Regions from separate parts of the Homo sapiens genome. Here regions 1 and 3 are each linked to region 2. A link is a contact called in ENCODE Hi-C or POLR2A ChIA-PET data. All regions are on one chromosome and are shown on one strand. The core of a region is the stretch at or near the end of the contact, and the rest is flanking DNA. Distances in the headings are between cores, read along the strand shown.

Evidence for each region. Hi-C counts contacts between places; a loop is a spot of excess contacts on that map. ChIA-PET counts read pairs that join two places held with the same protein, here RNA polymerase II (POLR2A). Pooled maps may share reads with other maps.
Region 1: a loop to region 2 is called in a map of MCF 10A, with 6 times the contacts of the local background. The contact joins two enhancer-like sites. A Hi-C loop is called at or near these places in 4 of 168 maps with a recorded cell type or tissue (MCF 10A, chondrocyte, mammary epithelial cell and 1 more), 6 of 37 single-sample maps with no recorded cell type and 13 of 50 pooled maps. POLR2A ChIA-PET finds 5 or more read pairs at or near these places in 1 of 52 experiments (activated T-cell).
Region 3: a map of PC-9 shows a loop between it and region 2 (10-fold over the local background). The contact joins two enhancer-like sites. A Hi-C loop is called at or near these places in 1 of 168 maps with a recorded cell type or tissue (PC-9) and 5 of 50 pooled maps. POLR2A ChIA-PET finds 5 or more read pairs at or near these places in 1 of 52 experiments (Caco-2).

Annotation. Positions count from the first base shown.
Region 1 is chr3:72,819,751-72,822,533 of GRCh38, reverse strand. The region is part of intron 6 of SHQ1 (SHQ1, H/ACA ribonucleoprotein assembly factor); the gene reads left to right. Among named protein-coding and RNA genes, the nearest start is that of SHQ1, 27 kb to the left of the region's middle. RefSeq lists enhancers at 1-217, 238-287. Within about 2 kb of position 1,318, at least 13 of the 41 ENCODE cell types and tissues checked have a DNase peak (open chromatin) inside an H3K27ac peak, as active enhancers do.
Region 2 is chr3:72,337,780-72,340,551 of GRCh38, reverse strand. No RefSeq gene overlaps it. Among named protein-coding and RNA genes, the nearest start is that of RYBP, 110 kb to the left of the region's middle. RefSeq lists a silencer at 1,042-1,151. Within about 2 kb of position 1,436, at least 10 of the 41 ENCODE cell types and tissues checked have a DNase peak (open chromatin) inside an H3K27ac peak, as active enhancers do; they include PC-9, where a contact is called at or near this core.
Region 3 is chr3:72,727,863-72,730,562 of GRCh38, reverse strand. It overlaps a transcript of SHQ1 not described here. Among named protein-coding and RNA genes, the nearest start is that of SHQ1, 120 kb to the left of the region's middle. Within about 2 kb of position 1,447, at least 2 of the 41 ENCODE cell types and tissues checked have a DNase peak (open chromatin) inside an H3K27ac peak, as active enhancers do; they include PC-9, where a contact is called at or near this core.

The DNA of each region.
Region 1 (2,783 bases), core at 69-2,568, 480 kb before region 2:
AAGAGAAGGCGTTCCCTTTGATTTAAATTCTAACTTGCTCTACTTTGATAAACTGTAGCTTGTTCTCAGTCCAGTTTTCTGTGTCAGCAATGCTCTTAGTCTTCTTTGTGTAATTTTAGCAGGAGATCAAGCCACTCAGTCCTTTTAACCACCTGCCCTCCTGACCCTTCATCTGACCCATGACTGATAGCCAGGCTGGTGCATCAGGAACAGTCATAGTCTGCAAAGCCATTATGGTGATTCATTCTAAAAACCACCTTTAAAAATAGCAAGGACATGTGATCTAAGGTAGACGAACTTGAGCTTTGTGTCGAACAGCGTGTCTCTTCTAATAATACCAAATGTAAGATATAAACTAAATGTAGGCTTGGGGTTGGACTTCTTGTTCCACCACATGCCTGCGATATGATCTTGCACCTTTGGGTTGCTGTGGAATGCTGTACCTACCTCAGAGTTGTCCTGAGATTGAATGAAACGATGTATTTAAAATCCTGTAAATGTTAGAAATTATTATTGTAGAGTAAAATCAGTCACAGGAGAGCCAGGAGTTGGATGGTTTCTCTGTGAAATTACAATTTTTATACATTTAGAAAGCTTTAAGGGAAAGTTCCTTGTTAACAAGATTTCTCTCTCATTTGAAAAATCCTGGTTCAAATATTTGGGGCACTCAGAATTGGAGGAATAAATTGAAGTGTGTTGAGCCAGGATAAAATATGGGGGAAAAGAAATAAACCAAGAAATAAACATCACAGTTTTCTGCTGAACTATGGTGCATGCTGCTGTACCTTTTCTCCTCTTCCTCTTTGTTCTTTGCCTCTCTGGCCTTCTTCCTCTTTGTGTCATAGCGTGGGCTGTTGTCTGTTTAACACCTCCTCATCAGGTGTCGCCAGGCAGATACAACAGTGCAGGTGAGGGGTGTACCTTTGATTCATTCTGTATCATAAAATATTAACCTAGATTGCTTTGAATTCCAGATAAGCCTTAGGTGGTGAACTTTGCTCCCTCTTTTTCTCCCTTGGTTGTAATTCTTGTCGTTTTCATCACAGCCCTGAGTTACAACAGGGAGACTTTTCTCCAGCTTTGTAGTGATCCAGATTTTCCTCCCCAAAGGCTTGTAAATGGAAGTGTTAAACGCCGTGCTTCCCCTGAGCTCTGGTTTCATGAGGATGAACTCACCGCATTTCCCATGTTGTCTTTCAGTGGTTAATCTGAAGCTCCAGAGTCTTGGCACGTTATTGCTTGTTATGACACCACGTAACATTTATAGTCAATGAACTTCCTAGCAGGGACATCCTGTTTGGCACCAGTGAGCCCTTCAGTGTTTGTAGAGATAACTGTCAGTGTCAACTTTGAAAGTTGTAGCACTGCAGGGCTACCCATTTAGGCTGAAGGTTTGAATGCAGCACAATTTTTTCTGGTTCCCTTGATCTGGTTCCAGTGAATGTACAATGTAATAGACAGATGTGCGTTACTCTGAGAGCATTGAGATCCTTTGTGATTTAATTGTTGACCCAGATAAGAGGGATGTTTGGGAGGGGGATTTAGAGAGGAAGGGAGGATTTAAAAGTAACAAAATTAGAAAATATTTGGAAGAGAAAAGTGACTACCTTGCAGACATCTTTCATTTTGATAGTCCCTTTGCAGCCTTCAGACATATTGGTGGGGTTTTTGATGTTGGGAGGTGGTCCTTGGCCATTTGCTTCAATGCTAGGGCACCAGTTTCCTCCTCAAATGTATTGAGAGTTCAGCTGACTTTTGTTTCACTGGAGATTATTTTTAAAAGTATAATTAGCCAAAACATTGTGAACTATATAGCAAAGCTGCTTTGTAGTGTAGCTAAGTCATACAAATGCTTGACAAATGTTATTCATGGTGGCAATCATCCAAGCATTGTTGGCACTGCATCTGTAGTTATTTCCAGTACTGCTGCTAGGTTAGACTTGATTGTGTGCAAACTTCCCCCAAGTTCCCCTTTGGGTGATATGATTTACAGCTCTAATAAAAAAGGCCTTAGGGAGCTCAGACTTTTGGTTTCTCTAGTGATTTCCTGGTTTGTTGTTATTGTTATTTATCATCTCTGATTTCTTTGCTTGAATTTCAGAATTTAAATGCATTTGTGTGTTATTAATGAAGTAGGCCACAGTGGAACTTATAAATGCTCAGTAAAAGGTGGAAGTGTTTTAGGGAAAGTCTAGCAGCTCCTAGTATCCAAGAATTCAGAAGAATAATTCAAGTAGGTTTTTCTTCTGTGCACAGTTATTGAAAATGACTAATGTAGAAATACTTACATGTGGATAATGTAACGTCAGAACCTACATTGCCTAGGTCAACTTTTATAAATGGATAAACGTCGATAGGTATGATTACTTAAAAATGAAGGCATAAATATGTAGAGAGTTGACATGTTGCTAAATAGTTTCTGGGCATGCTTACTTTGTGATTGAGAATTATGTGGGAGCAGGGGTCTATTAGTCAACTAGGATATAAAGACTTTTCTCTAGTCAGAGATCATGAACACCTGGCATTTTCCCATTAGCTAAATTAATGAACATCTCAAAAACCATACCTAAGGGAATACTGTCTCTAACCTTCTTGCTAAATACAAGGAGTCATAAAATATTTTGTCAGGTATGCTTTCTTCCTGCAGTGAGTATATGCCTTCATGCCATTTCCTTAAATCAAATTGCTTAAAATGAACTGAGAGCTTTTATTTAAATTAAGGAACTTCAGATGCGTCCTCCAATGAGGCAGTCAACACTCAGTTTATCTGTCTTATTAATTAA
Region 2 (2,772 bases), core at 187-2,686:
CGTTCCCATTTGTGAATGGGGACACCGAGGCGCAAAATGCAAAGCTCCCTGCTGGAGACCACACAGGTGGTGGCAGAGGCATCTGGGCACCCAATCCGAGTTCTGCCAAGTGGCTTCTATCAGAAACAGCTGTTTAACTGATGAAGCAACTGAGGCTCAGAGAGATGGAGTAACTTGCCCAAGGTCATCGACCCTGCCCCCCAAATTCTGCTGCCCAGCATCTTGCGGGAGAGTAAGGGAGGGCTGAGGCTCACCACCTGCCCGGGCTCTGGGGGACAGCCCCAGGGGGGGCCGGGTGTGGGAAATGCCCTGGGCTCTTGAGGGCTGTGGGCCTCTGTTTCCCCAGCTATAAAATGGTGGCGGTAACAGAGGTGTGACTGACAGACACATTGCTCCTTCCTAAGACTTCTCCAGCCCTGCATTCCAAGACCTGGATTTTCTAGGGCAGCGTTTGGCCCCAATCCAAGCCCCATAAATGGCTGCCCGTGGCCCGCCCCACCCCCACCCAGCTATCCTCTCTCCCCCAGCCCTATAATTGGAGTCCTGTAGGTGAGTTATTGGCTCAATATGTTTATAGGTTCCCCCAGCTCCCCTCCCCCCTCACCCCCAAACAAAGGAGCTATAAGACTAGAGCCAAAACACAGCTCCAAGAACGTGTGCCTGTGACCCAGCCCCCGCCAGGGTGAGGTGGAGAACTTTCCGTGTGGCCCATTCCTGGGCAGGGCCTACTCCTCTTCTCCCTCCAGCGGCTCCTGCTTCCCTCTTCCTGTCCCTGCTGCTCCACAGAAGCTGCTCTGTCCCCTCAGGCTGGGCCAGCTCCCACTGCAGCACTTTAATGGTTTTGGGAAGGGTAGGGACTGTGTTGACAGGCTACCTGGAGGCAGTTGGCCAGGAAAGTCAGTCAGTCTGCCCTTGTCTCACAGTCAGACTCCGAGACACAGCCAGGGCCACACAGTGAGGCATGGCCACGCACACCGTGAGTCCCAGGCACGGTCAGCTGGTCTGTTGGCCAGCCTCAAGCAGTCAGCCAGTTGGCACACTGGGCCAGTCAGGGAGTTAGCTGTTGTCTCACAGCCAGACTTGCCTATACGAGTCAGGGCCACCCAGTCAACGCCCACTCACATCAGGAGTTGCAGTCACAGCTGGTCAGTCAGACACCCAGCCAATCTCAGTCAGTTGGTCAGTCAATTAGTCATTGTCTCTTGGTCAGATTGTGTTACACAGTCAGACATGGCCGCTCACACAGTGAGTCACAGCCGTGGTCAGCAGGTCTCCTGCTGCCTGGTCAAACTCGATCTGTCAGCCCATCAATCAGTCAGTCAAGGCAGGGTTAGCCAGTCAGCCAGGAGTCATCAGTCACCCACATAGCCAATCAGATTCAGCCACCCAGTCAACACATTCAAGTCAGTCAATCCACAGGTTATTGTCTCACAGCCAGACTCAGTTACATTGTCACAGCCATCCAGTCAGACAAAGCCACTCACCACGAGTCACCCAGCTGTCTCTTGGCTGGCCTGTTCATCTCAGTCAGTCTCTGGCAGTTGAGTCAGCCAGAGTCAGTTTTCCATGACTAAGGCAGGTGGTCAGTCCACCCGGTCTGTCCTGTGAGTTGGGTGTAGTCAGTTTCATGGTTAGTCACAGGTAGCCGTAGGCTGTGCCACAGCCACAATGAAACACCAGGCAACCAGCCAGTCAGTTGATCTCAAAATGTCAGGCATGCAATCAAGGCGGTCAGTCAAGACGCAGGGGTCACAGTCAGACCCACGGTTACCAAGTCAGTCTGGAAGAGACAGCCAATCCCAGAGCCGGCTAGTCAGTCAGTCAAGATCATCACTGACGGCTATCAGTTAGGAGATCATAGTCATCCAGACATCCAGTCAGTCTGAATCAGCCTGCCAGTCACACTGACTCAGTTATTCCCTCAGTCAGCCAGGCAGGCAGTCACAATAGTCAGTCATAGTAAGCTGCCTAGTTATCCAGTCAGTTTGAATTAAACAACCAACCAGTCAACCATACACCAAACCCATTGTCATCAACTGGCCAGTCAGTCCATCATGCATGTGGTCAATGAGTTGGTCTCCTTGTCAACCTGTCTCCTCACCAGTCATGTTCAATCCACTGAATCCATCAGCCCAGTTGCAGTTGGCCCAGTCATAGTCACAAGCTCCCACAGTCCATGGCCTGGTCAGTCCAGATCACAGCCAGCCAGCTACAGTGAAACCCACAGTGACCATCAGTCAGTCAGTCAGTCAGTCAGTCAGTCAGTCAATCAATCATCTAACCTTGTCAACACCAAGGCCCTGACTGACTTCTTACAGTATCACATGAATCACTAGCGATCACTGACAGAAACCCTAGATCAAACCGAAAGCATGCCTTGACCCTCTTCAGCAATGTCCAGAATAAGTGGTCCCCAGTCAGCCAGCTACTCCTATTCATCAGGAAGGATAGGGGCAGGGGGAGGCAATTAAGTTGACATATGAGTTCAGGGGAACCCACTTGTCAGCCAGAGAGGCCATGGGGCTGACGGCCATGGAGAGAGGGCAGAAGACCCTTGGGACAGTTTTCCAGTCCACCACCTGGATGCCCCATGAGGGTTTTCTCAGAGCAGGGACCCCCAGTGCCCTTTCCAACACCCCTGCTGTCCCCAGGTAGGGGAGAGTGAGAGTATGAGATACCCCTGCAATCGCTGGCCTCCTCCTTTTGCCTCCCTCGCTTCCCCCTTCCTTTTCCTCCCTCTCCTCTTGCTCCTCCACTTCCTCGTCACTTCCG
Region 3 (2,700 bases), core at 198-2,697, 390 kb before region 2:
ATAACAGTCACATGGCCCTACAGCAGAGGCATTTTAAGATGTCCGTTGGCTCTGGTTCCTTTTAGAAGCCTCTCCCACATTATATATCAAGTATCCAGTGTACCTATATCATATGTTTGTTAATGTAAATACATTTTAAAGAATTTTTAAACCTGGCACAGTGGCTTATGCCTGTAATCTCAGCACTTTGGGAGGCTGAGGCAGGGGATCACTTGAGGCCAGGAATTCAAGATCAGCCTGCACAACATAGTGATACCCCATCTCTACACAAAATAAAAAATTATCCAGGTGTGGTGACACATGTCTGTAGTCCCAGCTACTCGGGAGGCTGAGGTGGGAGGATCACTTGAACCCAGGAGTTCAGGGCTACAGTGAGTTATGATTGCATCACTGTGCCCCAGCCTGGGCAACAGTGAGACCCTGTCTCTAAAAAAATAAAATTTAGGGCCGGGCACGGTGGCTCACGCCTGTAATTCCAGCACTTTGGGAAGCCGAGGCAGGCGGATCACGAGGTCAGGAGATCGAGACCATCCTGGCTAACACGGTGAAACCCCGTCTCTACTAAAAATACAAAAAATTAGCCTGGTGAGGTGGCGGGCGCCTGTAGTCCCAGCTACTCGGGAGGCCGAGGCAGGAGAATGGCGTGAACCCCGGGGGGCAGAGCCTGCAGTGAGACGAGATCGCGCCACTGCACTCCAGCCTGGGCGACAGTGAGACTCCGTCTCAAAAATAAATAAATAAAATAAAATAAAATTTAATTTGAAAATTAAAAATAAAAAAATAATTTGTGGAATTTTGCTTTTGAACTTACTTGGCTATGAGTAGTAATTCCTTCACTGTATAATGCTATTGGCTGTGCTTTCTCATGCAAACTCAGGAGTTATTACAAAGTGAGGGAACCAACCCATAAATTGTGTTTAGATGTAATAAGATTTTAATGAAAACAAACTTAATGAACAAAGTGGACCTAGTGTTTTTTAGACATTTAATTAAGCATTTCTTCATTTCAATTTTGCATCTTTTTCTTTATTTCGAGCCAATGCCTTTTATTTTTTTCCTGGTCCTCAATGTGTTTGCAAGACCTGGAATTTGTGGCTATAGGCGTGTGTTTCCTGGTGGGTAATGCAGCCTTATCTGGACTGGTCGATCAGGAGGCTGGAGGCAGCACGAGCAGCGGCCCCAGGCTCCAAGAATCTTCATTCTCACAGGTCACATTGGCGATTTCTCTAGGGTGGAATAATCAGCTCAGCAGGGTCTGTGCTTAAGTTCGGAGGCCTGTGACTCACGTTGAAATCAGCACCTCCAGGTGAGGAAAGCCTGGGGTGGCTCAAAACCCAATAGGAGCCACTAACGAATCCAGGGGCAACCGTGACTATTTATGCTCCTGGCACACAAGTCACAAGATAAAAGCTCGGGGCCTCCCCTGGCATTGGAATCTCTCAGAGGTTTATTTGTTCATTCACGCATCAGTTTACTCAGCAAAGAGGAATCACGGAGTTGTTTTTCGTGCCCAACCTGGAGTGGAGGGAGGGGAAGAACAGATGGGACGTGAGGTTTGTCACCGTCACCTGGTCGGCTGGCTTCCTTGCACATTAACATTTTATATCTGGGCTCTCAGTAGCAGCGAGAATCCAACAACAGCATGGCACTGACCTGGTTCTGAGCGTCAAGGAGCCTCAGAGGCTTCTGCTTCTGGGTCCCACTTGGGCGTGGCCCTGTAGTGAACCCCTCAGGCCATTTGGGGGAAGAATGAGGAGGGACTTACACTGAAAGGGCACCTTCTGATCTCCAGGCACTGCATCTATGCTGTTGATTTGCTTCCTAACTTGTGCCTCAAGCAATTGCATCCCTTTTCCAGGTGAGGCAATGGAAGCTCCAGACAGGTGAAATACTTTACCCCAAGTCACACGGCAAGGAAGTGGTAGAGGCAGATTTGACTTCAGAGCAGCCGCACCCCAAACTCTGCACTGTTGGCTTCCATGCTCTTCTCCCTCCCTGAATTTTCAGGAGGGTTCAGAGTCTGTTGGTGGAATTTCTGGTATGCCTCAGATGTAGACTTGTTGCTCCTTTCAGATTAACTGTTTCTGTCCAAAGCCAAGAAGACAGAAGTGGTGGATGTGTCTATAGCTGCCTCGGGCCTCTAGTGCAGGGCAAAGATGCCCCTCAGAGGAGTCAGGTGAGGCTGAAATCGAGCCCACATGTCACCTACCTGTTGGTACGTGGTGTGGGAATTCGTCAGACTGACAGGAAAGGGTTGCTTGCCAGGCTCTGCACCCCTGAAGCCCCATCAACCCAGAGGGGTTCCTCTTAATAAATTGCACAAAAGCACCGCCTTGCTTTGGGTTTTCCTGGAAGCAGACTCCGAGGCAGATATTGCAGTGCAAATCCTTTTGTTTGGGAGGTGACTCCAGGAAGTACTGGTAAGAGAGTAGGGAAGTAAGACAGGGAGGGGAAGCAAAGCATTCACCGTGTGTTGCCATCGTGGACAACTAGACCACAGTCCCACTGGAGAGCCCTGGGGAACAGTAGGGAACATGCCCCTAAATTATCCCAGTGCCCCATCTTTGGTGATGGCTGCTTCCAGGGACTCCACGGCTTGCTCTTCACGCAGGCTGAGTGCACTCTCATGGCCAGAGTAATGCCCTCCTGAAGGATCAGGGTTGTGCCTGATGAACTGCTTGGGTGGCATGTGTGTGCTGA